Linked DNA regions of Mus musculus: regions 2 and 3 are each linked to region 1. A link is a loop called in an ENCODE intact Hi-C map of the cell type or tissue named here. Cell type or tissue: heart. All regions are shown on one strand. Each heading gives the region's core, and the rest is flanking DNA. Links, peaks and the distances in the headings are about the cores only.

Region 1 (7,866 bases), core at 3,336-5,835:
GGAGCTCATTACTGCATAGGAAGATAAGGCACAGATTTGGTAACTGGGAGGCAAACATCTAAGTAGCAATGAGAGAGTCGATGGGAAAGAGTCTGAAGTAGCTCACAAGGGTCTGTCCAGTGGAGATGAAAGCCGTCACTTCTGCCCTTGGGAGGAGGGGCTGGTTTACAGGAGGAACGGAATTCAAGCCAGGCAAATTTTGAAGAAAGTAAAACAAGGAAGAGTGGGAAATACAACACTTTACCTATGCAAGCATTTAATGAAGAAATAAATCAAAAGATCAGAGTGGAAATCCACAAGGATATGATCACGTGGGCGACCGCAGAGGTGGAACACTGAATCCTGTCAGGCAGAAGATGGGCTCCGTGGGGGCCTGGTGGGAAAAGAGGCAGGGGAGGGAGGTAAAGATCAGAAGGTGGGAGGTGGGAAATGCCTTTCCCCAGCGGGGGCGGCAGGGAAACAGAAGGTTCTGGAAGAGAGCGTAAAACAATCTAAGAGCTCTGGGCAGGATGCGAGAAGAAAAATAACAGTTCTGCGTCCTACAATTTAGAAATTAATCACACACTAGGGAATTTTTTTTTAAAAGAAGAACAGCTTCCTATCGTTTTCTTTTTAAAAAATCTATGTACACCAGTCACATAAAAGAAACACATAATGCCTTCTACACCACAGTGGAAGGAATCCGTCCCCAAAGGTCCTTCCTTTGTATAAATCATGCCACCACAATCGACGCTTCAATAAAAATGAATATTTATGAAATGTAAAATGACTTGGATTAACTTATTCCAATTTCACCCTCTAAATTTAGAGGTTTTTTTTTTTTAAATCACGCCAAAATGTAGATTTTGATTACAAAAGCAAGTTGGGGGAATATATATACTTGACAAGAAAAAGAGAGCAATTTTTTTTTTCAAGTTGAAGTATGACAAAGGATGACAGAAAGGTGGCTGGTTGGCTAAAAACAGCAGAGACCATTTTCAAAGTAGCTGTTTAATTCAACAACAAAGCCACATTAGACAAAGCAAGTTGTTTAAAACAACACAAAGTGTAAAGCCGAAACAACCAACCATCCGCATCTCATGGCACAGCCCAAATCCAGCCTTTCCTTTCTTGGCTGCCCCTCCCAAGCTTCCTCAAGCGTACAGACTGTTAGCTTGCACCTTGTCCACGCAGGAGTCAGCACACTGATCTGACCTGGCCTTTGCAGCTCCTGCATCCTGGCAATCTCTCTGTTCCTAGAGATGCCCCATCTTTTCTGCCTGCGTGCTGCACCCTTGAGGCTGACCCATCATTCATTTAACTAGTCCCTGTTGATGGGCACCTGTGACGCTTCCAATCTCCCTGCTGCAGATGAAGCTCCAGCCAACAGCCTGGTGCAGTCCTCATTTGGCGTGTGTGTGAGCAAATCTGGAAGGCAAATTCCCAGAAATTGAATTCCTGAGTTCGAAGGTAAATGTGCATTTAAATTTTTGGTAGATGCAGCCAAATTCCCTTCCATAAGAGTGGAGCCGGCTGACACCATCTAACAACACACAAGAGTGCATGCTTGCCTCTCTCTCTCTCTCTCTCTCTCTCTCTTCCCGACAGAATGGATCATTGTTTCTGGATTTTTGCCAGTTTGAAAAAGGAAAACTGGTATTTGCATTTCCTCATTGAGTGAACTTGAACATTTTTATATGTTTAAAAATCAACTATACTTTCTTTGGGGACAAAGTGTTCAAAACCCCTGCCTGATTTGTAATCTCTGCAGCACTTTTCTTACAAAATTCTAGAAGCTTCTAATCTAACGGGGAAGCTAGTCCTTGCCTTTTGGTACATGCTGCTGTGCCCTAGGCTGTTTTCTAATTTTGCTTGTGGGTTTTTTTTTTAATTATTTAATGTGTATGAGTGTTTTATCTACATGTAAGTCTCTGCACTGTGCAAGAAGATGCCAGAAAAAGGTGTCAGATCCCTTGGAACTGAAGTTGTAAGTGAGTCACCATGTAAGTGCTGGGAACTTAACTCAGGTTCACTGAAAGAACAGCAAGTGCTCTTAATTACTGAGCCATCTCTCCGGCCCCCACACAGACTTTTAATTAATCTAGTTACCAGTCTCTTGATTTTCTAGCTGTGGATGCAAAGGCCTTCCTCACACTACAATTATTTCCCATACTCAATTCTCCCCCACCCCACTCTTAACTGAAGAGAGCACAGGTGGAATTATATGCTGGTAATCCTGGCACTCAGGAGACCGCAGCAAAAACTACTGAGAGTTCAAAGCCAGCATGGGTTACACAGTGAGTTCAAAACCAACCTGGGATGCACATTAAAATTATATCAAAAGCAACATATATGCATGCATTCATACATACAACATGGGAAGAGTGGTTATATCAGAAACTCTAGAACATAGTGCTTCTACCAGGCCCACTGTGTGCTACCATGTAAGCAGGAACCAGTCACCCAAACCTGCTCATGTTTCCATCCATTCGAGGTGGCCCAGAGGAAAGAAAAATTTAAAAGCCTTGAAGGTTTGAATCTTGCCTTCTTGCAGAATGTAAATCTGCCACCAGGCTGCAGCTGATAAAAGGGTACAGCCATCTTAGAGAATGCAAAGAGGGAAAGTCTGAAGCTGAGATGGCGGGTTTAGCTCCAAAGGCATCTGATGACAGTGCATGGCTGGGACTAGGCAAAGCAATACTAAACAGATGGGCCTTGTCACCTAAGAGGGGGCTCCACTGGCCACAGGGCTCTTGAGAGAACGGGGTACAGATAACAACAAGACTCAATAGATCATATAGAGACATGAGGAGAGCAGAGGCTGCAATAGAGAAGGATACAACTTCCCAACTAGGAAATATAAAGACTTTCATATTCATCATGGTCACCAAAACTTATAAGACGTAGTGAGGCACAGTGTTGCTGGAACCAAAGGCAACCCTAAGCAACTCCTCTAGCTTCCCTTCTCTCAGTTACTTTAGATCCCTCCCTACCAGAGACCCTCCAGCCTGCCATGTGACTGGGCGACATGACACCCATGCTCCTCTTATACTTGACTTTTAAAAAATCATTAAGTTTGGAGGCTGTGCAGCTGTGTAACCTATCAGAAGTCTCCCTCCATCTCTGCTGCAGATAACCCCTGGGACGTGTCTGTGGCTTTCACTGTATTTATGGTTCAAAGGAAACTCAGCGTCAAAAACTCCATGTTGTATTCAACTGTATTTCTACTTTGCACTCAAGGAATGTTTGTTTGAACTGAGTAGCACAAGGTTAATGGCTTAGCAAAATCTCCTAGCCTCTCCTCTCCCCTTTCAAGTCTGAAGAGATCAAGATAAGATATTTCCACTGTCCACAGAAGTATCCAGTAGCCTTGTGATTACGGGTCAGGTCAACGGATCGCTGGCCTCCAGGTTTATGACGCCTAACTCCAAACTAGAAAGATACCTAGAGGCCTATAATTTGTCAGCTCCTGCCCTAAACCCCTCTCCTCAACCCTCTCTGCCTGAAGATAAATGGAGCCTGAAAAAAAAAAAAAAAAAAAACAGTTTACCTGGCCACCTTCTTCTGGTTTTGCTAACTTACCAAATAAGTCATTCTCTTTGTCCCCACTCTTTCTAAAATATTCAGGTCCCTTTCCAAGTGGAAAGCACATGAACTTGGATTCTGTACTGGGAACAGTGAGAACCTTTCAGGAACGAATACTCCCAAGAGTGGGGGGTTAGAAACATTACAATAGGGCTGACAAGGTAAAAGGTCAACAAGAACTACAATCCGATTTCAACTCCTAGGTCCTAAGTGGTGCAAGGAGAAAACTGAGTCACACAGGTAATCAGCTGATCTTCTCACGTGCGCCTGGGGCTTAAGGGAGCACACACAGACACCTCTTAGAGGCTTCATCCATAGCACGTGGAGTTTCTGCAAACGGGGGAGACAACCCAGCATGCCCTTGAAATAACTACAAACTGGGGAGGGTTCTTGCAACCAGCTCTGGCCGAAAATTACACTTCAAAACCTAAGTTCCCAGCGTTGTTAGGTCTGCCTCCAGCGCTTCCATGAACTGGCACCGCTAGACGCTCCTAGAGGCCTAGGTGAAAAGGAAGACTAAGGCTGGGCTCCCACCAGACTCCACTAGCCCCAAATACGGAGCTGCAGACCAGCAAACGGGCTGGGTCGATCCCAACGCTAAAGTCTTTCAGAGCGAGACTCAAACAAAGAGAAGCACGCAGGCAGGAGACTGCCCAGCTGAGCTCCCGCCCTTCCCGGGCTGGGGGGCGGGAGAACTGGGGGGAGGGGGGGATTCGCTGCTTCTTTGCGCACGCGTAGACTCCGACCTGGGACCCACCCGCGGTCCCGCACGTCTTCTTCCGGGAGGGCGCTGTGCGCAGGCTCCACGCGCATGCTCAGCAGCCGTGCCACCTTACCTGTTACAGGGATCGGCTCGGTGCGTCCCGGCAAGGCTTCCTCTGCGGAGATGACTTTCGAAGCTGAGTCGCCCATCCTCCGTACCGGGTTGGCGCTAGAGAGGAGCTGGAGAGCCCTTCTAGAGGCGGAGAGCATGGGCGGCGTGTCCGTCTCGCGGGGCAGACCTCCAGGCCTGGCTGTCTCTGAGGGACAAAGTTCCCAGAGTACGTGAAGCCGCGCGGGCCAAAATTGATGCTGGCTGGGCGCCACCGCGGGAGGTCAGAGTTGCTGCCGTTTCTCCACCTCCGCAGCCAGGGTTCCGGGTGCGATGTACTCACTCAACCACAAAGTAGAAAAGGGAAATCAATGTGTGTGCATAAAAAGGCAGCGAGCTAGAAGAAAGGCAGACCTATAAGAGGATGGCTAGATGGACAGCTAGGAAATTTGTCTATTTCTATCGGAACCATCTTGATAAGTCACATCGATCCAAAGTGAAACCAAAGCACAATTCTCAACACCACAAAGGATCAAGTACTCAACATGAAATATAAACATATAGTGTGTGTACGTGTATAAATGTATAAATACATTCTTCAGCGCATCTCACAGCCCATAAAGTAAACAATGTAGGCACAAATACATTGTTAAACGCTTTATGTGAATGAAGTTAATGGTGAAGTTGGACCAGACGGACTTCAGAAATTATGAGAGAATATTCCTAAACTGAATCTCTAGCCTTAATCTTTAGGTGGCTAGGACCAGATGAGTGATTTCAGAGGTCCTGTATGAGATTTTTGATTTACACACTGCCAAAATGGGCGGGTAGTCTCACATGAAGGAAGGAACTGAGGATTAGCGCCCACAGGGATTTGAAGCTTTGAAGCTAAGCTTCTCCGTGGGTTTAGTTACCACTTTGTGTTCATGTGGGACTGTAATATAAGGACTAGGATTAGTGTACTGCATAGAATGTTGCCAGACACACAACGTTAAACAGATTAAGGTGTTTGTCTTATAATGTAAAAGTCTCCTGGGCCAACTTGTTCTCAACAGTTTACTTGTGGCTTGCTTTTGCTGTGACATTATGCCAAGCAGGTTCTTTCTACGAGGCCTTGCCTGAAACCATCCCAAGATCCAAGATGTCCCGTCCAGGCTTGAAGAGGGCCTGGTCACTAAAAAAAAATGTGTTAAAAAAAATTGTACTTGTAATTTACTGCCCTTTGACACACAGTGACTTGCTTTTTCTGTTTTGTGGTTGACAGAACAAGGGTCATGCAAGAAAAACTTCGTAACTAAATACTGTGTAACGGAAGAATTTGTAATGTTAAGGGAAACTGCTTGTGTAATGTTAGGTATCCCAGAACCACAGTCCATAATATTTAGTATGTAAGATATATATATATATATATATATACACACACACACACACACACATTTCTACTTACCTACCAAGGGGAAATGAGTTTAAAAAAATAAAGTAAAAGCATTGTTTAGAGTTTTATTATTCAGAGTAGTGGGTCTCTTACTAAAGTTTCTTTCCTGCCTTGTGGTCCTAGAAATCCAACTCAAAACACCAAGCTTGGTGGCAGGCACTTTTACCTGCTGAGCCATCTCTCTGGCCCCACTTTAAACATTTTGAGGGTTCTGTGTACACTGTTTAAATGTTTTCAATGATCCTAATGGTTGTACTATACTCATGCAAGCATTTTGAAAGAAAGAAGCATCTCAATTTCTTTAAAGTTTCCTTCATACAAGTTTAACCTTATTTAACAAACTAGCTGTGTTGGCTGAGTTGTTTCCTGGCTTGTTTGTTGATTACAAAGTCTCTCTCTGTAGCCGTGGCATGGAATTCAAAGACCCACCTGCCTCTGCCTCCTAAATCCTGGGATTAAAGCTGTGGCTACCATATCAAACCTCTGAGATTTGTTTTTTGAGGAGAGAAAATAATTATGCTATTTTCAGGACTAAGCATTGCTTTTCCTTTAGACTCCAACAACTTCCTTCTGAGCCAGCCTCCATATTTACTGTCACGTGCTGTAATTACATCCTAATTACACTCAGGCTTCTGGCAAGTTCTAACAATTTATATCCTTCAAGATACGGTGTTCACATTCTCTTGGGCAACAACAAAGAATCTCAGAACACAGCAGGTTCAAGAAAGTAGATTATTTCTCCTAAGGATGTCACTCTAGAAGAAAACGGTCTTCCACTAAGCAGGACCCTGGCTCTTCTTCGATAGTGAGTGAGCTAAAAAGAGAGCTCAGTCATGCTCATTCTTCTGGGCCTCAGTCTAGACCCAGAACCTACACAAAAATTCTGGGCGTGGCAGCACACTCGCTATAGATAAGGGTGCAGCATAAACTGGACCATGCCATGGGTAGAATGAAGGGTTTATTGGCAAGCAAACTAACCAAGGTGTCTTGGCACAGGGCAGAGAGCCAAACAAACCAGCAGAAAAGCAGGTGTTATGTGACAACAAGCTGTCTTATCTGGGTTACCTGGGTTGATTGGGAACTAGGAGCCTTTGCCTGAGGTAGTTGACTTTGGGAAAAGATTAAAGGTGGTTCCTGGCAAACGGGACCTTCATTAGATCTGATTTTCTAGTAAACAGAAACCTGCCTTTAAGCTTGTTGACCTGGTAACAATCCTACTGCTTACCTTGCCGAAGTCCTTCTGTAGGACAGTCATCAACACTGCCATTTTGGGGTGCCACTTTGGACCTAACACTCATAACCTAAGCACTGGGGAGGCAGAAACAGGAAGATTTCTGAGGCTTACTACCCAGCCAATTTAGTTAGCTTACTTGGTGAGCTCCAAGCCAGGAGGCCCTATCTCAAAAACAAACAAACAAACAAACAAATACAATAAACACAATAAATACAGTACATCCAAGGAATGGAGAAATGATATCAAGTGTTGAATTCTGATCTCAACAAGCATACAATCAAATGAACCACACAACAACAGGAAAAACTAGCATGATGGTGCAAGTCTGTAACCCCAGTATTTGGGAAGTGGAGGTACCTTAGTTAGGGTTTCTATTACTGTCAAGAGACACCGTGCCTGAGGCAACTCTTATAAAGGAAAATTTTAACTGGGACTGGCTTACAATTTCAGAGGTTTAGTCATTGATCATCATGGTAGGAAACATGGCAGCATCCAGGCAGACATGGTGCTAGAGAGGTAGCTGAGAGTTCTACATCTTGATCCACAGGCAGCAGAAGGAGACTGCATTCCATACTTGAGCATAAGAGACCTCAAAGCCCATTCTCACAGGATACACTTACTCCACCAAGGCCACACCTCCTAGTAGTGCTACTCCCCATGAACCAAGCATTCAAACACATGACTCTACGGGGAACGAAACATACCTATTCAAACTATCACAGGAGGCAAGAGTGCAAGGCTGGCCTCAGCTATACAGTGAGTTTGAAGCCAGCCTGAGCTCCATGAGCTCTGTATCCAAACCAAAAAACAATAAAAACCCTA
Region 2 (7,866 bases), core at 3,120-5,619, 91 kb before region 1:
TCAAAGAGAGACAAGGCCCCTGTCAGCACAGAGTGAATCAGGCGCTAACATGACCTCCAGCTGGACCATGCAGCATCATGAGTCTGGGCTGTGTCCTGATATTCAGTTGACCCCCTCAGCTTCTTTGCCATCACAGTCTCTTGACTTCACAAGGATTGGGTTATGTGATGTTGCTGAGGCTACCTTTGGACTCACACAGCAAAGAACAAAGACCCCAGGCAGGCACACAGCCTCCGGCTCAGAGGCATCCTGCCATGTAGCTGTCTATTCTCTGAAGAGCTTAAGAACCACATATTGTAAGCAGAAGTATTAAGATTTAAAATAAAACATGCCGTACTGAGAGACTATGAGCAGAGAGGCTCACAGCGATGGCTGTGGAAAGAAAAAAGCAACCCCCCAAACTGGCTATCACTTTCCATCTGGAAGTTTCTTTCTGTCCCACCCCCTGACCTTTCACCTTTCAGATTCTTCAAGACCCAGCTTGAAGGTCATCTCACTTTTCCCGTCTTGTCTGTGGCCATTTCTAGCTGGTGTAGCACTGGTAAGTCACCCTACTTACCAATATAACTTCCCCAAGATCCTCTCAGCTTTTTCTTCAGCACTGTAGCCTGGCATGTCACAGGCTTATTTTTATAAAGATTTAGCATTTATTTTTGGTGCTAGAGGTTGGAGTTGAACCTAGGGCCTTGCATATACCTGGCAAATGCTCTACTCCTAACGACACCTACAGGTCCTTGACAGGTAGAGCCCAATTGTGGTGGTTTAAATAAGAATAGTCCCCATAAGCTCATATATACTTAAATATATTATATATATCAATGCTTAGTCAACAGGGGCTAGCATTATTTTAAAAGATTAGGAGATGTGGTATTAGAGGAAGGGTATCACTAGGGGTACACTTTGAGGGTTCAGAAGCCCAGGCCAGGCCCAGTGTCTCTCTCCCTGCTGCCTGTGGATCCAGATGGATAGCTCTTAGCTACTTTTCCGGCACAATGTCTGCTTGCACACCACCATGCTTCCTGCCATGATGATAACGGACTAAACCTCTGAAACTGTAAGCCAGCCCCAGTGAAATGCTTTCTTTTATAAGAGGTGTCTTGGTCATGGTGTCTCTTCACAGCAACAGAACACTAAGACACCAACAAATGAAGAAAAGATCTGTGGAAGAGGAAGTGAGCTACAGGTTCTCTGCCTCTTGCAGCTTAGTGACTATTTTTCCTACAACTTTGGCCTCTGTTTGAGAACTGATCTCTGGTTTCCACATCTCATTCCATGTTGATCCATTCCCCCACCACCTTTAGCCTGAGTTCAAGTCCATCTTCTACATCAACTGGCTGTCCACCAGCACAGTTCCCCATCTCTGCCCTTAGTTAATACTCTGTTCTCTAGCCAGTGTCCACCTTATCTTATCCATCACCTCCCTTCCTCATCTCTCCAGCTACCATAGCTGGAATCTTCAGCCCGACCTCCAGAATTAGCACCAGAAAGAAGTCTCACAACCATGCCCTTCAGGGAAGTCCCTCCAACCTCAATCAGCTCTTCCTGGTCCTCTCCAAGGTGCTGCTTGGTGGTTGTAGAAGCCATGAACTCCTTTATCAGCTAGCATCATCTCCTGAGCAGGGTGACACACACACTCCTGCTCTACTGCCCAACCCCCACACTGTCTTTGTCCCCACACAGGGTAACACACCTCTGCTGCACTTTCATTCCTCAAACCCCAAACACAGTGGAGTATCCCTTGTCCACTGGGAAGATATTTATCAGACATTATCTATTATTTTTGTTTTCCCTATAATTGCATGTGACACTATACATTCCCTGTCTTACAATTTAAGTTCCTCTGTTTCCATTTCTTAATTCGGATTCTTTGAACCTGAGATAATGTGTCCTCTTTCTTGATGGGAAATACAGGAGCAGCCATAACACTGCGTAAGAAGGGCCTCCATAGGTCTACACAATAGATCCGCATTGCAAATCCAAGCAGTGGGTAACAGGACTGTGCAGCTGTTAGAATGACGGACTCTTCGGCCCGCGCCACCACCAGCTAGACAAACTGCAGAGGCACTTTAGAGATGATTCTCAGTGTTCTCACATGGTTGAGCTGATGATTTTGCCTTTTCCAAGAGTCTCATCTTGTGTAATTAGCTGGTGCTTCTGTATTGGTAGTTTGCAGTGTCTGCCCAGGCTGTCAAATGTGCAGCAATTTGATGGCCGGGCAACCGCGGTGTTGATAGCTTTAAAAGTATATTCCTTCCTACAGTTCTATTCACTAATAATAATTTGTTCATTACTTAGTATCTCATCAGCAAAGACAGAAAGTCCTTTTCCTCTCACAGCAACTAGAAGAGGGGGACATCTGTTAAGGGCCCTGATACAAATGCAAGGCAGCATGAGGAGGTGTTCAATTGTCTTAAAGGGTTATTTTCCTAATGTAATGTCTAAGATGGAGCTAACACTCTTAAAATGTTAGCCTTCACAGTTTTTCTAGGGTTTGGGAGTTCAGAGAGATAAGGACAGACAGGCAGGGGAATGGTCAACAGCACAAAGAGGCTAAATACTTCATTGAAGGCGGCAGTGCATGCACTTGCTCCCGCCCCCCACCTTTAGCAGAGTGTTACAGGTATAGGAAAATAGCTGTGAGGTGAGGGGATGGGAGGGGGGTTGCCATGGGAGCAATCTGCCACCTCATGCTCCTGCTGCTGAGTATGGAGTGCTCTGCCCTACCTCCCCCATGGTAGACTGAAGCACCTCTGAAATCATGAGACAAAATGAGCCTTTCCTTCCTGAAGTTGTTCTGTCAGAGATGTGGTCATAGTGATATGAAACTGACCAGTCCAATGTTCCCCTTCCTTTAAAACAACAACAACAAAGCCCAACAACAACAACTACTACCTCATAGTTCTACCTGCCCCTTTAATCACGTGAGGACACATGAAAGGACAGCCATCTATGGACTGAAATAGGAATCTCCCCAGACACCATCAGATGGTACCCAATTCTGGACTTAGGGTGAGGACTACCTTTCAGTTCTCTCTAAGGCACCTCTGACAGCCTGCTCTTGCAGCCTTCATGGACTAAGACATAACCATGCCTCTTGTAAATACTGACAGTGTGTGCCTCATTCCTTTGTGTTTCATTCCCTTTCTTGCCTTATTGTGCTTGCTAGCATCTCTTTCAGGATGCTGCGCAGGGATGGTGAGGATAGATCTCTGCCTGGCCTTTACCTGGTTAAAAAAGACACACCTGTAGGCTCTTTAAGAGCCCCCCCCCCACACACACACAAATATACATTGTAAAAACTCAAATAAAATAAGCAAATGGTGATAGATGCAAGCAGCAATACCATGAGAAACAGAACTAGGCAAGATCAGAAAGTACACATACAGGGTCTCATCACAGCTGCCAAGGCCCCTGGCTGAGACAGCCTCACATTCTGCAGCAATGATGGAGTTGCCAGTTGCCTGCTGGATGAATTCACTGGTTGGTCAGTTAGGCTCATTTGAAAAATGAAAGAACAAGTCAGTTCCCAAGCACAGCCAGAGTCTGCGTTTTACCACCGACAAAACAAAAGCAATTTGAAGTCTTACTAGGATTTTGTTTATTGTATGAGATTGGTGGTGGTGGTGGTGGTATGGTGGTGGTGGTAGTGTGTGTGTGTGTGTGTGTGTGTGTGTGTGTGTGTGTGTGTGTTTGTACATGTGTGGGGATGCACACATCCAATGTTCATGCATGCAAAGCAAAGCACAGAGAAAGATATTGGTGCCTATCACCCTCTGCCTTATTCTCTTCAGACAGGCTCTCCCACTGAAGTGTCCCTTTTCAGCTGGACTGGAGGGCCAATGAGTTCCTGGGATTGGCCTATCTCCACCCCTTAACACTAAAGATATAGTTATGAATGGAATGGCCATGATCAGCTATTTTTCTATGGGTCCTGGGGGCTCAAACTAAGGTCCTCCTGCATGTACCACGGGTGTTCTTACCCACCGATCCATCTCCCAAGTTCCCGACTAGGTTTATACATCAGTCTCCATTTGAATACTTAAAAGATATACCTATCTCTAGCCACTGAGAGAGACAGGGATGAGAAAAATTACATAAATGCCAAAGTACTTAGAACATTCCCTTTTTAGACGCCACCTCTAAAGACCTGTACCTATCACAGAGAGATTAAGAACAGGCAATTCCTCAACATTCTTATCATGAGCACATGCTCTGACATCAGTAAGCATTACCTCAGACTGGAAACAATGTGCTAGGTGGGTTGCTACATACTTGGCATAGCCAAGATGTCATTGTCTTCCATCCAAATGATTTATTCTGGCAAAACCCCAGCTGTTTGTCACTTTCAGGGAGTGTGAGAGTCTCCTGGTTGGGTGGAGAGTGTACTGTGTAAGCCTCAAGACCAGAAAGTGGTAGGCACTGATCCAAGATTTTAAAAGAGTAGTTTCAAATTTCAGCTGAAACCCTTCCTGGCTCTGTGACAGAGAGAATCGCCATGATAGGGGAGCAGGAATCCAGGAAAGTAGCCCTAGGGGCCAATCCCTCAATTGTGTCTAGGGTAGCAGAGATGAAATATAGATTTTAAAAGATGTTAATTCAGGAATACCAGAGTTATGTGCTAGCTTCAGGGAGGTTTAGAAGTACCCAGTCATTGAGCTAGTCAAGGCAATATTAAAATTAGCTGGTGTACTTGCATGTGTGTGTGCATGCATGAGTGCATTTGTGCATGCGTGCATTTGTGTGTTTTTCATTCACAAATCCAGAGAGCTTTTGGGCGGGTGCAGCATTTGGGTGACCCACTGGGAGCCAAAGCAGTTGAACTAATTCGCCACTACAACAAATGAACCAGTCTCCTCCGACCCCTCACAAGGGTTAAAACACAGATTAAGTATTTAATTGATGTTGCCTCTCTCTTTCCTACCTTCCAACAATCATACAGTAAGATTCTCCCCGGTTACTGCAGTGAGCCTCTGTCATGCCCAAAAGACAGCATCACTCAACTATGAATTGAGACAATGATAGCCCTGAAGGTACTGCCTGGAGCAGATGGGGCATGATCGGAATAGTGGGCCAGGGAAAGGCTGCTGGAATAGAGAAAGGGTGTGACCTTTTGGAGGGTGTGGCCACTGGCAGATTTCCTATGCTTCATTGTGGGGCCACACACCCACATATAGATGGGCAGTACTAATGGATTTAGTGGGTTACCAAGAAGGAGGAAGAGGAAGAGGAAGAAGGCAGCATGGAGGCAGATGTATTATGGAGGATAAGGGCTGGGGAGACTGGAAGAGAAAAATGAGAGTGGATATGATTATATGTCATTGTATAAACATATGAAATTCTCAAGAATAAAAAAAATATTGGTTTAAATAACTGTGGTGTCTGTCCCACTGGCACATTCATCATGAAAGTGCAAGGGTAATGCACGTGGATGTAAAGACCTACACGAGGACATCTGAGCTGGCTGTGGACATCATCCCATGAAGTAGAAGACTAGGAACAAAGTAAACAATGCTCTTCGTTATTGCCAAGCTTGGAAATCAAAGCAGATTTACAGAACAGGGACTGTAGGTAAAGTAACAGTAGTTTGCATGCATTTGAGCCTCCTAACCATGCCTCAAGGCTGTCATCTTGACTTTAAAGCACAAGCTCATGATAAAAATATTGGCTGATTCCTTCCATTTTCCTGTGTGCGTGTGCTGTGCGTGTGTGTGCACATTCATGGTATATATGTGTGCATACATGCGCTGTGTAGGTCCACATGTACATGTGTGCATATCCATGTGGAAGCTCAAGGTTGGTGCTGCGAATTATTCACCCTCTACCTTATTCATTGAGGCAGAGTCTTAATCAACCAAGAGCTCGTGGATATGGCAAGTCTTGTTAGCCAGCTTCTAGGCTTGATGATCACAGGCAGGCCACCAAACCCAATAGACATTTCTTGTAGGTAGGAAAACTGAAGTACAAGGACCACAAAGGCCATATCCAGAGTCATAAATCTAAGCTACAGAGATAAGACTCTAACCCAGACTGCCAGGGTCTAGAATCCACAGTACCCATTAAGAAGGGCAGCAGTCCCACGTGCTCACAGCCCTGGCCACCGATACGCCTGTGTGGCCACCTCACCTTAGACAGCAGCAGGACACTCAGGGGTCCTCCGTAGGGCACCTACACTGTTCTTACCCTTGGAGGAGTGGGTGGCTGCGTGGGAAACTGCAATTACTCACTGAGTTGCATGGTGTCTTCTCATTGTTCATCACACAATTAGAACAAGAGGACCGGCTTTGAGCACAAGTCTTTGAACACTATGAGGGGATCCCAGTGCGGCTGTCCTAACACACACATAAGGCACAGCACAGAGGCTAGAGTACAGGGGAGATGGTGCTCAACCTCCCCTGCCTCCTCCTGTCCTTTGAATTAGCATGCTGGAATCACTGAAGCAAAAGCCCAGCTAATCTCCCTGGCTGGCTTGACTGTCATTATCATGCCGCGCACACACATGCATATTCAGCCAGATTTAAGGGAAGAAGTAAGCTTACCTCATGGCACTGCTGATAAACAACCCCTCCAAATCCCTTTCCCCCCTCTGCTCAGCCCAAGAACATTTAGAGACCTTGTCATACTTAAAAGTGATTTGCCCATAAGTCTTTTATATGTTAATAACCTTGTACACTGAATATTTTATACTGGAGATGATGATTTGATTGGTCTCCCCATGATTTGCAGCACAATAGAAATGGCTGAGGCTGTCCCCAGTGCCTCTGGACACCAATCTTCATGTCTAAGCTTACCTGGCCAGCTATGTTTTCCAGTACACTTCTTTCCAAACAAAACAATTTAATTGCTGGTTGGGAGAGAGGTTGGGAATGGGCAGTGCTGGAATAGGGTGGAGAGGTGAGTAGGGGAGAGCAGTACTGGGAAGAAGGGGGAGAGGGAAAGATTTTTGTGTAACCCAGAGGCATGGTTGCCCACTTTTCTCTAGCTAATGCGAGGCTGACTTACATGGTCTTTCCTCTGCTCACAAGTTGGCTAGTCATGTCTGGGTGTGTCTCCACCCTGGGAACACACTGACATGGGATTAGCAGAGAACTAAGAGAGAACCGGCACCCTGGGTGGGCATCCGTTCAGATCAGTGGTTCCTAATGCTTTGACCCTTCAATGCAGTTTTTCGTGTTGTAATGACCAGCCAGGCATAGAATTATTTTCTTTACTACTTCATAATTATAATTTTGCCACTGTTATGTATTGCAATGTAAATGATCCAATATGCAGGATATCTGATATGCAACCCCTGTGAAAGGGTCATTTGACACCCAAAGGGGTCTTGACCCGCAGGTGGGGAACCGCTGATTTAGATGCTCCTGATTGAGGATCTCAATTCAGGATTGAGGTCTAAGGGGCTTAGCTGCCTCAGAGATTCAAGTAGACACCTGGCCAGGCAGCAGGTCCTGGCTGAGAGGGCAGGACTTCAGTGGCCCCTCAAGGTCTGCTGATGTGAATGGCTATGCTGAGGGAACACAAGATACCATGAGACTCTCAGATTCTCATCCTGGACATATAGTAGGGATAATGATATGTAATCCTCAACCCAAACAAGGACACACACACACACACACACAATTATGTCAAAATGTACCTCTTATGTTGTCAGCCTTTGACAGCTAAATTCACTAATGAAGGTCTGACGCCCTCTTCTGGCCTCATTGTGTACCAAAACTCACATGTACATACACAGATACATACATGCACATCATTTTAAAATGATTTTTTTAAAGTGTTTAAGCCAGTGAAGTGCATGTACTACTGAAGAGACAAGTGTTGGTCTCATCAAGTTCAATGCAAACCAGTGCACCTGATGTAATGATATGA
Region 3 (7,866 bases), core at 3,120-5,619, 580 kb before region 1:
TTTATGTCTTTTGCTGGAAGGTGGACTGAAGGTGGGTGGAGCTAGCAAGGAAGCAGGGCAGGGGGGAGGAGAGATGTGTCTATGGGACTGCAACTGCTTTTAAACATCTGCAGCAAACAGACAGCAGTAACAGGAATTATGGACGTAATCCTCTACTTTCCCTTGCATATCTGAACATGGTTCATTTCAAGCCGTGCAGTCTGGGGGAAAGGTGAAAGCACATGATTTGAGAGAAATTCACATCAAAGTCAGGGTGTCTTCCTTTCCTAGGAGAAGAGGGAGAGGGAGCAAGGGATAGGGAGAAAGGTGCAGAAAGAGTACTTTGATCAGACTCAGCTGTCCACGACTCAGAGCGGTACACAAGTCTCAACAATTGGTCCATATCCCTTGATGTCCTATTTTCCTAGGTACCCACAACTTTCTACACATATAACCTTTTTAAAAAGCTTCATTTTTGATTACTTTTAGTTATTTGGACTGAGATGTGAAATGGAGTGCATAAGTCAGGAGAGGGTGCTGGATTCTCTGGAGCTGAGTTGCAGGCAATTGTGAGCTGCCTTACGTGAGTGCAGGGAATTGAAACCGGGTCTTCTGCAGGAGCAAGGATTGTTCTTAACTACTGAGCCAGCTCCAGTCCTATCCTCATGTCTTTCTATGTTCCCCTTCCCACATACCCTATCCATCTTTCCCAGGAGAAACACTAAAAGCAGCAGCCTGCCTTTGCTTTTGAATCTCTCACCCATCTTCTCTCTTAAAAAATATGTGATCCTAGCCCGGGGTGGGGTGGGGGGCTGACGACTAAATTGTTTTATGTTTCAAGTCAATAATTTAGAAATGAATCAGTTGTCAATAATATAAAATACATATTAGTCCTATGAAGGGCAAATCTGAAGATGTATGCACCGGAAAAATCACAGGGATTTCCTCTGAAACACTTTTCTAAAATTCTTCTGCGCTGGTGGCAATTTTTGACTCACAGTATTTTCAGCTGTTTAAAGAGAGGCTGGGTTCTGAAAAAAGATGTGTGAGGCTTGTACTGGTGTTTGTTAACTAAGATTCCTCCTCCAAGTGTGAGTGCATTCACCCTCCTAAATATCTGCATCCAAGGAAATGACAGGAGATATTGTCCTCAGTTATTGTGCTTTGGAAAGACGGGTCTGGAACTGAAGATTGTTGCTCTGTGCCAATGTGTAATTTGCCTGTCTTAGTCCATTTGAGCTGTTGTAACGAAATACTTAAAGTGGCTTATAAATAACAGAAAATTATCCTTCAAGGTCCTGGAGGCTGAGTCCAAGGTCGAATGGCTGCCAGATTTGGTTTCTATGAGGGCTGATTCCTGGTTACCAGAGGCTGTCATGCTGCTGCATTCTTAGAGCATATGAGAGAAGAGGACATCTGGCTTCTCATTCTCTCTCTCTCTCTCTCTCTCTCTCTCTCTCTCTCTCTCTCTCTCTGAAAAGCACCAATCCCATCCTGAGGCTCCTTGGTCATGATCATGCACACACACCCTTAAAGGCACCACTTCCTCATCCCATCTCCTTGGGGGTGAAGGTTTCAGCCCATGAGTTAGTCTCCTTATAGTGGGTCTGCTCTTCTCTCTGAGCTTCCATGTCCCTGCCAGTTGTGGGAGGGACTATTGCTAACAATCCCCGAAGCTACCAGGGCCAACTGCTGCCATGCACCCCATCCCTAGGAGGTTACTGACCTCTTATCAGCCCCTGGCCATTCTGTGTAGTAAAGAAGCAAGCATGAGCATATTTTCTGACGACAAGACAAGCATCGATTGAGCCATTCCCGTTTCTAACCTCCCTCTCCCTTTGCCCATCTTTCTTTTTCTGTTTTGAGCTGTGACAACTTTTACTTTTTACCTCTGATGTTTCAAAAAAGTCACCTTGAATCGGGAATTCCACTCGGGAATTCCACTCAGCACAGTCTTTCTTCCTGGGAACAGCACACCATGGCTAGCTCTAGGAAAGGATACGGCGACCCCTTGCTCAGTCAGGTTCAGGCTACACATGGCTGAATTCCGAGCCCCATTAGCCAATATTAATAATGAAAGAGGAATGACGGTAGAAGGCACAAATGAATCATGTCAACCTGCTCTCTTCCCGGAGAATCACTGAGGATTTAGCAGAGAGCAGGAGTTTCACTCTCACAGCTACAGAATATTTTTTACATAATGCATGCTAAACTTCACACTGACAGTCTCAGGAACTTTTCCGGTTGCCTTTTATTTCTACAATGATTAAATAATTTACTAGCTTACTTTTTTTTTTTTTAATCACCAAGACTAGTTTCTGCTCTAGGCAAAGCCAGGATAGAAACAGGTTCCATACAGTGCCCTAATAAACTTGCTTCAGACTCCAGGGCTGCGTGGATTGCATACTTTCCTTTCTGTCCTCTCCACACTTGCTCCTCCAATTCTTCTTAAACTGGGGTTAATGGACAATAGAAGTTTACGATGCTCCCCAAAGATGTTTTCAAACAAACAAAGGACAAAGACTTTCAAAGGTAGCTGATGCTGTGATCCAGGGACACTCACCAGGAATTCTACTCTTTGGTGAATCTGCCTTGTCCTGTAAAGATCTTTTAGAGAGGAGTGAGGGGTCATACATCAAAGCTGGTGTCCTCACTGAATGTGAGGAAATGCTCCTGTGTGCCCTCCTTCTTTAAAGCTCACCGTTTACCTGGGCTTGGGCTTGGTTATCTAGAACAGGAACCCTGGCCCAGGGAAAGGGAAAGGATTTGGGGCAAAGCCCAGATATCCTAAGTAGGTGATTTGGTCAGACCCAGCCCCATTGCCACACGGTCACATTTACTGCCTCTTCTTTCTTGTTAATAATTGGTGGTCAAGTACACAATCATTCTTGGCTGGGGGCTATCAATGTCCTCATCTTACAGGTAGGTAAACGTGACAGTCATGCCTGATTCTCAGGTCCTCCAGCACAGCCCTATTTCACCAGCACACTGCATCATAGAAGAGTTGCCCTGAGTGCATCGGGGGTCTACATGGTATCTTGTTAGGTCTGATGAAAAATGGATGTGACCTTCCTAAGGAAAGACAAAACGAGGGAAGAAGAGCCTTTGGAAGGTAAGGGCACTGGCCGGTGCTGAAGGCATGGCTAAACAAAGAAGATTTGAGAAAAGCTAAGGTCTATTTGGAAGTCGAAGCCTTGACAAAGAAAGGGACGTTGAAGGGAGAGGCTAGAGGAAAAAAGGGCAAATAAACAGCGTGGGAGATAGCTGAGGTCACACCTTTGGAGGAGACAGGACAGCAAAAAGAGGGAACAGAATGTGACAGGACGCATTGAGCAAAAATGCCAGGGAGAGCGATGGAACTGGGAAAGGCCTCTGGGATTTAAGTCTGTCACAGCGAAGACCACGAAAGAGTTAACATTTCTCGGCCGGCCGTTAAGCACAAAACCACGGTGTTTCATTTGACTTTGCCAGCTAGGTGGCTGTTTCTGCCTTCTCTCCCTCCCTCCCTCCTCTCTCAGCATCCCACAATGGGCAGAGGTAGAGTGTGAAGAGCATAGGTCCCTTCCAGTGCCAATACCTTCCTCTTCGGCCGTCTCTCCAGCTCTTTAAATGTACCCATGGTTCACAGAACCCCGGACAACTCTAAGGTTGCTTGCACACCCGCTTTCAGAGTTAAACTGCGAACTGCGCACGAACCAGCTCTGCCCCAGCCCTAGAAAGAATCTGTGCCTCAGTCCCCCAAGGCGGGTCCGCCCCTCCGCTTCATGCAGTTGGTAGCGAGTCGCGCGTGGTGACGTCAGTAGTACGCGCCCCAGCGAAGCTCTCCACCCGGCGTGCTTTCCGAGCCGGCTTCTTCCTTAACCGCGCTTCAGGTTCCTCATAACCGCTGGGCGTCAGGCCAGAGGCAGCGTTCGACAAACTTGAGACAATGTCGATGCTAGCAGAGCGTGAGTGTCTGCCGAGCTGGACGACCGGGTGATGGGATGACGGGGGCGCGGGTGTTCAGGCCCGAGTGGGGACAGCAGTGACTGCCGGGCCCGCGAGGGACAGAGAACAGCAACGTCCCGCAGACTCAGTTCCTGGTACTAAAGGCTCGGGTCGTGCGCGCACGCGTGCATTCCGACATTCAGGACACCGAGTCTCAGACTGTTGTTCCTGGAGATTCTTTCACTTTTCCAGGCTCGAACCAAGTGTCCTGGGGTTTCACAAAGATAGGTCCCATAGCATCGCTTCAGGCCCTGAATTCCAACTGTCCAAAATGTATTGGACCCAGAGGAAAAAAGCAGAAGGATTACAAGTGTCAGGCAGTGATAAGTTCTTGACCGGAGTGCAGGCTGATGAATGGTTTTAATCGAGACTGAGAGATAGTAGCTGTGGTTAGCCTCTGAAGTCCACTAATTCCCTCCCCAGAAGCTACTTTGTTCCTGAATGAGACTACGTGTAGCTATGGATTCTTGCCACCAGTTGGCAGTCGTGTGATGCTCACAAAGAACTGGCTTTTAACTTTTCCTGGAAGTTGTGTAGCTATCAAAGAACATAAACATATTATTTTCTTTTTTAAAAGATGCCATCGTGTCTATCGGGCAGTGGTGGCGAACTCCTTTAACCCCAGCCCTCGGGAGGCAGAGGCAGGCGAATTTCTGAGTTCGAGGCCAGTCTGGTCTACAGAGTGAGTTCCAGGATAGCCAGGGCTACACAGAGAAACCCTGTCTCGAAAAAACAAAACAAACAAACAAAAAAAGTCACTGTGGCGTTTTAGAACAAAGCATGTTTTAGTGGAGCACACTGCTTTTCCTGAAGGCAGCTCAATAGGTTATAGACTGGAAACTGCTCTTTCTAGGTAGATCCCTCTTCCTGGCAGTTCACCTGGTCTCTACTTCCATGAAAATGAACTAGTCTCTGCCTCACCCAGGCTTTAAAGATTTTAGTGAGGTAACTGGATGAATCTAGTTTGGAATGTCAGTGGTATACAGGATGAACAAGTGACCTGACAGCCAGTTCTTTATGCAGCAGGGCAGTGCATCTTGGGTCAGTATGTGACAGGGATGCCTTTCTTAGGGGAGAGGCGGGCTCCTTACAAACCTTGGTCAGCAACCCTTGGCAGGCATTCTCCACACATGGGTCTGACACACACATGCAGAGCACTGGTTAATATGGCTGTCTTTGCTGTGCTCATGAGCAAGACAGTGTTGTGCTGAGTATATTATATACCAGGTTGTTGAGCTGGTATCTATGGAACAAGTTTTTGGATCAGCTTTCCCTCCCCAGGTATAGCACTGCAAATTTGAATCCACAACTCAGTTTGCTTTGTGGTGCCCTCCCCCACCCCCGGCCTGCATGCTTATAGTGTTTCTTGGTTTTGCTGGGGTGTTTATAGATAAGGATCCCTACTGATTTTACGTGCAACACAGTGAGCTCTTTTGAGTAGATGTTGTGATCTTTTTCAGTTTTGAGGCCATTGATGTTAGTGTGCTTCAATGAATGCCATGGGTTAGCAGTAATGACATTCAATCTCCGGATTTCTTACTTGGCCTCACCTTTAGGTTCAGATTCATGTTCTATTGACCTAGTGGGTCATAGTTTTTCCTCAAATTTGTAATAGTGAAGCCAGATGTGATGGCTCATGCCTGTGATCCCTGCCAAGTGGTGGAGGATGGTTACCAGTTCAAGGCCACCCTAGGCTACAGAGCCCGACTGTCTCAGATAGCAGACAATAAAGCTACAGTGATAAGCTTGAGTTCTTAGGGACCAGTTATTTATATTCATTTCGGAGAAAGCTTTACCTGAAACCCAGGGCCGTTCCCCTTATTTCAGCTATTCATTCCTTTTTCCTTTCTTCCTTTACTTCTCTCCTACCAGACTCCTTTATGTATCCATGCATCCTTATCAGGTGCCACTATGGACAGAGTGTTTTTTATCTTCCTTGTAATGAGGTGTAAGGATGAAGGATTGATTATGACACTTAAGGGAGGGAAGATGGGTATAAACAGCACAGTGCAAGTGGTATGTGAAGTGCCACAGATGGTTCTGGAGGCTAAGTGAATCCATGATGGTGTTGAATAAGCAGAGATGTATCATCTGTTAACCATGATGTTCAATTGATTCTTTCTAAGGCCATAATGACTTGTGTATTGTGAATTTAGAATGTAAGTTGATCTGGGCATGGTGGTGCACACTCATAATGCCAGGACTTGGGAGATAGAGACAGTAGGATCAGAATTTGAAGGTACCTTAGCTATATAGCAATTTTTTAAATTAAAAACATTTTAAAAAAGATTTTTATTTTATGTGCATTGGTGTTTTGCCTGTATGAGGTGTCAGATTCTCTGGAACTGGATTATAGCCAGTTTTGAGCTGCTATATGGGTGCTGGGAATTGAACCCTGGTCCTCTGAAATAACGGCCAGCGCTCTTAACTGCTAAGCCATCGCTCCAGCCTGCTAAAATTTAAGGTTAACTTGGGTGCTACATGAGTCTCCATCTTACCAGTACCTTAAATAGTAAGTGTTGAAATGTGTATAAAAGATTTGGGGCCTTACTTGGGGACAGTAGGCAGATTTTGTTCTCTTAGACTCAGCTTTTTCTTTTCTTTTCTTTTCAACTTTTTATTGATTCTTTGTGAGTTTCACATCATGCACCCCAGTCCCACTCATCTCCTTGTCCCCTCCTTCGCCATACAACCTCTCCCCCCCCAAAAAATAAAACACATACAAACAATACAAGCCACACATAGACAACCTATCATCACTGAAGCTGTAGTGTGTCACAGTGTATTCCCAGTATGTCCTGCTGTCCACACATCTTCACTTGCAAATGTTTATTGCAGTGAGTCAGTGGTCTGGTTCCAGACCTCTGGCTTCTGTGACACCATCAATATTAGATCCTCATTGGGACTCCTGGTTATCCTGCTGTTGTCCTGTGTCATGGAGATCCTGCAGCTCCAACTCAAATCCAGGCCAGGGTAGTGGCTGAGCTGGTCAGCCCCCTGACTTTCACGTATCCACAGCACCAGAGCAGGCGAGCTCTCCAGCACTGCTCCAGCTAGCCCATCCAGTGCCACTATCCCCAGGAGGCAGAGTCAGCTCTTCTGCTCTCAAGCTCTAGGCCTGGCTCACTCACACCCACACTCCCAGAGTGTGCTGCCCAGTCAAGGTGTGGGGACTCTTTCTCCTAAGTGCTGCAGCCTATGAGGGGCTGGGACAGCTCTCCCACCCTCAGGGCTGACTCACCCATGCCTTTGCGATCAGGGACAGCTCCACCATGTCTAGGCGATGCAGGGCCTGTTCTCAGACTTGGGTTTTCATGTCAAAAAGGTAAGAATATTTCCCTTCATTGAGATACTGTGGAAGCTGAGTTTAATATATGTGTAGCATTTGGCCTATAACATGCAACAGTGAGTGTCATGGTGACTACACCTGCTGCTGTGAAGGTGTTCACTGAGAGGCTCTGGTTACTGCCAGTGACTGGATAGGGAAGGCTCAAATAGTGGCCTATTAAGTATTTTGCTTTGTCTCTTAGAAGGAATAGTTTACTTTAAATTTAACAAGGCTAGTTTTTATGTCAGGAATATATAGTTACTGAGAGTACCAGGGAAAAGGTTCTGTCTGTAAGCCCCGTGAACACTAAATGTGTCATGTTGTATGAAGCATGTGCTTGACTCACATGTGTTCTTCCAGGTCAAGACTAGGTGCTGATGGGATGCCTTTTTATTTGTAGGGCGGCGGAAGCAGAAATGGACTGTGGATCCCAGAAACACCGCGTGGAGTAACGATGATTCCAAGTTTGGCCAGAAGATGCTTGAGAAGATGGGGTGGTCTAAAGGAAAGGTATCAAAACTCTAAAGTGTCCACACCATGTCAGGAGATTAGGACTCAGAAGACATCTGTCT

Evidence for each region. Hi-C counts contacts between places; a loop is a spot of excess contacts. Peaks named below come from ENCODE experiments on the same cell type or tissue, not always from the same donor. Only the 100,000 strongest peaks of a DNase experiment are listed, where the experiment ranks them.
Region 2: a loop joins it to region 1, with 2.4 times the contacts of the local background. A loop is called at or near these places in 2 of 42 quality-filtered maps.
Region 3: a loop joins it to region 1, with 6 times the contacts of the local background. A loop is called at or near these places in 3 of 42 quality-filtered maps.

What each region holds. Positions count from the first base shown.
Region 1 is chr14:64,436,310-64,444,175 of GRCm38, forward strand. It overlaps Msra (methionine sulfoxide reductase A), which reads right to left and starts at 4,731. Exons shown (of 6, transcript NM_001253712.1): 1 at 4,401-4,731. The coding sequence starts at 4,536. In heart, for the core only: a CTCF peak has its summit at 4,686; a DNase peak (open chromatin) is centred at 4,362; H3K4me3 peaks cover 1,854 bases; H3K27ac peaks cover 2,183 bases.
Region 2 is chr14:64,345,914-64,353,779 of GRCm38, forward strand. All of the region lies in intron 1 of Msra (methionine sulfoxide reductase A), which reads right to left. Among named protein-coding and RNA genes, the nearest start is that of Gm52131, 36 kb to the left of the region's middle. In heart, for the core only: no CTCF peak of the experiment used is centred there; a DNase peak (open chromatin) is centred at 4,328; H3K27ac peaks cover 1,346 bases.
Region 3 is chr14:63,856,522-63,864,387 of GRCm38, forward strand. Pinx1 (PIN2/TERF1 interacting, telomerase inhibitor 1) reads left to right here and starts at 3,791. Exons shown (of 7, transcript NM_028228.3): 1 at 3,791-3,926; 2 at 7,695-7,804. The coding sequence starts at 3,908. In heart, for the core only: a CTCF peak has its summit at 4,428 (motif pointing right); DNase peaks (open chromatin) are centred at 3,780 and 4,500; H3K4me3 peaks cover 1,832 bases; H3K27ac peaks cover 1,768 bases.